Regions from separate parts of the Homo sapiens genome. Here region 2 is linked to region 1. A link is a loop called in an ENCODE intact Hi-C map of the cell type or tissue named here. Cell type or tissue: heart right ventricle. All regions are shown on one strand. Links, peaks and the distances in the headings refer to the core of each region. The heading gives the core; the rest is flanking DNA.

Region 1 (2,800 bases), core at 206-2,705:
TTTGCCTACCTTAAACATGCTCAAAACGCTTCGATTAGCCTACAGTTAGTCAAAATCATTCAGCACAAGCAAGTGTTAAATATTTTATGTAATCTATTGAATACTGTGCTGAAAGTAAAAAACATCATGGTCTCTGTAATCCCAGCACTTTGGGAGGCCAAGGTGGGTGTATGTCTGAGGCCAGGCATTTGAGACCAGCCTGGACAACATGGCGAAACCCCAAAATCCCACCTCTACTGAAAAAAAAAATTAGCCAGGCGTGGTGGCGGGTGCCTGTAATCCCAGCTACTAGGGTGGCTGAGGCAGGAGAATCACTTGAACCCAGGAGACAGAGATTGCAAGGGAGATGAGATGGCGCCACTGCACTCCAGCCTTGGCAACAAGAGTGAAACACTGTCTGCAAAAAAAAAAAAAAAAAAGAAAGAAAAGTCGGCATGGTCATGGTTATGTGCGTTGTATGCATACTATGGTAAAGTTGCAGTTTCTGACTTGTGACAGTTCAAGTTACAATGTTTTGACTTTATGATTACACCTATGCAACCACTCTGTTCTTCACCATCAGCACAGCATTCAATAAACTACGTAAAATATTCAACCCTGTTTTTATATAAAATAGGATTTGTATTAGGTGATTTTACTCACCTGTAGGCTAAGGTAAGCGTCCCGAGCACATCTAAGTTAGGCTAGGCTGATCTACGCAACTTGATGAGTTAGGGATATTGAATGCATTTTTGACTCACTGAGAGAGGGAGTTGGTGAGTTTAATGATGGGATGCCTAAGAGGGAGCCATAGACTGGCAAACTTAGTTGGATTAAAAAAACAGAAAAGGTAAGGAAATGGACCCACCACTACTAAATGATCTAGAGTATCTTGGTTGAGAAACAAAAGCAGTTTGAGAAATGAGATAAGAGTAGAAGAAGAAGACGTTGTGAGCTTAGGGAAGGGGAGTAGTGCTGGGGTTCCTCCGATGCTCCAACAAGGAGTAAAGGAATGAGATGAGGGAGCGGGGGAGGCAGAAGAGGGACGGGATGATTACAGGAGGAGGAGGGCAAGGACAGGAGAGAAAAGAGGTTGCCTGGGACAGACTTGCACGGTTGTGAGAAAGAATGTAGAGAATTGCGGCAGTAAAAATAGAAACTCCTGGGAAGCCTTATGAATGGGGCTGGGATTGTTTAGCTTCATGAATGGGAGTGACGAAAGCTTGAACAATAACGACCTGGAGCCTCCTAGGAAGGAGAAGGTTTGTGGGTCTGCTGGGAGGGTCTGGAGAAAAGCAAATATTATGTCCGCACCAAGCTGAAGGGGACACGTCTTTCACACGCTTGGAAATGGGAAAGTGGCCAGGTTGGATAAGAGTCAAGAAGGAGAATGAATTTTCAAAACCATTGAAATGTCTTGACTGGGACTTGGCAATCGGATGGAATCACTCTCTATGTTGGGAAACTCGGGTGAAAGGAAGTGATATAAGGAGAAATGAACAGTTTTGTTAAAAATGACATTTTTCTCCCTGTCATCCATCCAAATGATTCCATTGTCAGTGATATCCCTTTCCTCTGGCCTCAGACCCTCCCTTCACATTCTGTCCCCTTCCTCTGTGGCTTCTTGCAACCCAGGCATGCGTCATTTTCTGGCTGTAAATCATGCACTTTTCTCTGTATTGCTTTTGAAATGTGATGGATGAATTCTGTCATGTAATTAGTTAGAAGGGGTCCAAGTGTCACCTCTTCCTTCTTTTTGCAGATCCCTCAATTCAATGTATACAAAATATTTACCAAATAATCTGAATTGTCTGGTTCCAGACATCGTTTGATTTACAAACATTGCTTTAGTGCAGGTTAAAGTGAATGAACAACTATCTTTCTTATGTCCATAGATATCTGGATTATAATTAAATCTAATGCAGTGGCATTGTTAAGGACCCTGATCTATATATAGGGGGAAGACAAGGGACCACAGTCCTTCAGGGAATATTGCAACATGCCAATTATTTCTATCATGTGCAGGCATTATAGTGCATAAAATTCAAAATCCCAAGTAAGACGTCACCTGTGCCATCATCTCAGATGAAGACTGGAGTCGCTACTGTGGTGTGTGTCAGGGGCAGCACTGCATTCCGCCTGCCTTGAATTTTCGACAGAGGAGGCAGAGCCTAGGAAAGGTAGAAACATGGGCTTTCGATTGCCATAAGGCTCAATCAAATCCTAGCACTACCTCTGATTGCACACGGAAGGGGAAGTTATTTACTCCCTCCGAAACTCAGTTTCAGTGTTTATAATACTGAAATGCGGTAACTAATATCGACTCCATGGAGTTGGGGCAACAGTTAAGTAAGAACACATGTAAAGTGTTTAACACACTATATGGCTTATAAAAATAGCTTAATAAGTGGGAGTCATGGTGATTTCTTAGTGTAATTATAATTAAAAATAAGTGTAAAGAGGCCAGGCATGGTGGATCATACCTGTAATCCCAGCATGTTGGGAGGCCGAGGAAGGGCAGATCACTTGAGGCCAGGATTTCGAGACCAGCCTGGCCCACATGGAGAAACCCTGTCTCTACTTAAAAAAAAAAAAAAGAAAAAGAAAAGAAAGTTAGCTGGGCATGGCGGGTGGCGGGCACCTGTAATCCCAGCTACTTGGGATTACAGGAGTAGCTGGGATTATAGCTACTGGAGAGGCAGTAGAGTTGCTTGAGGCAGGAAAATTGCTTGAATCAGGAGGCAGAGGTTGCAGTGAGCTGAGATAGTGCCACTGCACTCCATCCTGGGTGACACAGCAAGGTTTCGTCTTAAAAGAAAAA
Region 2 (2,800 bases), core at 87-2,586, 280 kb after region 1:
ACGAGACCCTCTTGGGTATGAACGAGTGTGCTTGTGTTTGTGCCTGTGTGTCTGTGTCTGTGTGTGTTTGTGTCTGTGTGTGTGTGTCTCTGTGTGTCTGTATATATTAGTGTTTGTGTGTGTCTCTGTGTGTGAATGTGTGTGTCTGTGTGTGTCTATGTATATGTGCGAACATGTGTATGTGTGCCTCTGTGTGTATGTGTTAGTGTGTGTATGTGTCTGTGTGTCTCTGTGTGGGTAAGTTTGTGTGTGTTGTGTCTTTTGTGTGTGTTGTGTCTGTGTATGTGTGTGAATATATATGTGTGTGCCCGTGTGTATGTGTCAGTGTGTGTATGTGTCTGTGTGTCTCTGTGTAAGTCTGTGTATGATGTGTGTGTTGTGTCTGTTGTGTGTGTCGTGCCTATGTATGTGTATGAACGTGTGTATGTGTGCCTCTCTGTGTATGTGTTAGTGTGTGTATGTGTCTGTGTGTCTCTAAGTTTGTGTGTGTCTGTGTATGTGTGTGAACATGTATATGTGTGCCTCTGTGTGTGTCAGGGTGTGTATGTGTCTGTGTGTGTCTCTGTGTGTTTGTGTGTGTTGTGTCTGTTGTGGGTCTGTGTGAGTATGTGTCTCCACTCCCAACCAAGACGTTTTCTAGGGGAGGGGGAACCAAGCCGAGAAGTCTGTGAAGATAGTCTATGTTTGAGACCAGGTGGGAAGAACAAGTGCCGAGTCAAAAGGAGGGGTTGAGCGGAACTTCGGGGACACAATCCAGCTCACTGTCCCCCACCCAAGACCAGGAAGTCACCGCTGTTGAGAGGGACATTTTGGTAGATCCCCAGGACTTGTGGGCAACTCAAGGACAATATGTGACCCGGTGGATGGATAACCCAGTAGAGATGGACATGTAGAAAACAGAACCAAACCAAGTGCCCGTCCTCCAAGTATTCGCCCCAGCTCTTCACCCTCATGGCACCCAAGGGAAGAAAAACCCACCGCTGTCAGCAGGTGACACCACCACCCAGTTTCACATCTGCAGGACCTTCCAGAGGAGCCATTTGTCACCATGATGTGAAAAAACAACAGAAAAGAGCATTTACATTTACTAGAGCTTCTATGATGTGCTGAGCGTGCATCATTTCCCTTAATCCTAAACCAATCCTGCCAGGTCGGCACGTCTCTAGAAGAAATTAAGAGTTGGGGAACATGTCTGCCCTCGGGCGGCTGGTCAAATGGCAAAGATCAGCCTCAAGTCCAGGCTGGCCTTCAAAAGCAGGTCCTGTTTTGATGGCACCGAATGACATTGAATAATGACATCAGTTTAATGCCTGTTATGAGAGGTGATGGATCCCAGGCCCCACAGGCGAGCTTCCAAGTTCTATAACAGTCAATAGGGAGTGGCAAAAACTCCTCAAGCCCTTTGCTATCAATTCTATTTCTGGGGCATGATGCCTGTAACTCTCATCTCAGGCCATCTTTCCCCCAGAGCCCTTGAAACGTGTCAAGGGACCCTTGAGCTGGGAAGGAGACACACGATTCCCCATCAGTTTCAACTTTGCAACTCAGATGTCGCTTTGAGATTTGGAAATGACCATGTGGACATCAGGCTGTTCTGGGCTTTTGTGAGAACCACTGGACTCCAAACTGTGAAGATTTCCTTGTTTGTGTCCAGCCACAATGAGACAAGGGAGGACCACCGAGTGAATCAGAAAAGACCTGAGCATACACTTCCACAAAACCTGCACTAGGCTAGCTTGTGTTTGGTCCACACACCAGAGCTTTGGCACCACAGAGACAAATACTGGGGGACATTCCAGGAGGAGGTGCTGGCCTCTCTGGAATTCTGTTTCTAGGAGAGCTTCCAGCAGGATTTGGGGTGTTCCAGGCTCTTTATCTGATCAACAAAACTGTAAAACGGGGATGTTGTAGTGGCCGTAGGATTGTAAAATATACGAGAGCTGAAGGGGCTTTTGAAGTGGTAGAAACTGCTCTGAGCAGTGGCTGACCAGCTGTCCTCGTCAGAGTCAAGTACTCTTCCAAGGCACTGGAATAGAAGGCCCTTCCCATGCACGCACAAATGCTGTGTTTTAAAAAACTTATTTCTTCCAAGAAGTTCTACGTAGGTCCTCATGCCCTCCCTGCAGTTTATATTTGAGGTTACCTACAAACAAATGTTATCTAATAAAAAAATTGCAATGTGTATATAAAGAAATACCTCAATGGATATAAAATCCCTAAATATCTTTTAGAATTAAGACTAAAAGAGAAACTGGTTATCACTTTGATAACTACATCCTGCCCATGCTTCCTGGCAGATAACGCTACACCTCACTTTCAGCCATCACCTCACTTTTCATTTTTAACTCAAAAAAAATCTGATCGACACATAATAATTGCACATATTTGTGGGGCACATAGTGATGTATTCATACATACGATGTAAAGTGAGAGTATCAGGATAGTTCGCATATCCATCATCTCAAACCTTTATCATGTATTTGTGTTGAGAATATTCAGTATCCTCCTCCTAGCTATTTGAAACTGTAGAATATATAGCTGTATAGTTTCAAGTCCTCCTAGCTATTTGAAGCTATGTAATATGTACTTATATAGTTAACTATATATGTATAGTTATTATACAATAATAACTATATAATGTGATCAACTATAGTCATCTAGTACAAAACACTAAAGCTTATCTAGCTGTAATTTCGTATCTTTTAACAAACCTTCCTTGTCCTTCCCCTCCCCATCCCTTCTCAGCTTCTGGCATCCTCTTTTCTTCTTCTTACTTCAATGAGACCAACTTTTATTTAGC

Evidence for each region. Peaks named below come from ENCODE experiments on the same cell type or tissue, not always from the same donor. Only the 100,000 strongest peaks of a DNase experiment are listed, where the experiment ranks them.
Region 2: it touches region 1 in a loop (3-fold over the local background); 5 of 110 quality-filtered maps call a loop at or near these places.

What each region holds. Positions count from the first base shown.
Region 1 is chr10:4,084,956-4,087,755 of GRCh38, reverse strand. No RefSeq gene overlaps it. Among named protein-coding and RNA genes, the nearest start is that of MIR6078, 95 kb to the right of the region's middle. In heart right ventricle, for the core only: no CTCF peak of the experiment used is centred there; a DNase peak (open chromatin) is centred at 1,252; H3K4me3 peaks cover 926 bases; H3K27ac peaks cover 2,368 bases.
Region 2 is chr10:3,800,274-3,803,073 of GRCh38, reverse strand. No RefSeq gene overlaps it. Among named protein-coding and RNA genes, the nearest start is that of KLF6, 16 kb to the right of the region's middle. In heart right ventricle, for the core only: no CTCF peak of the experiment used is centred there; a DNase peak (open chromatin) is centred at 1,333; H3K27ac peaks cover 1,998 bases.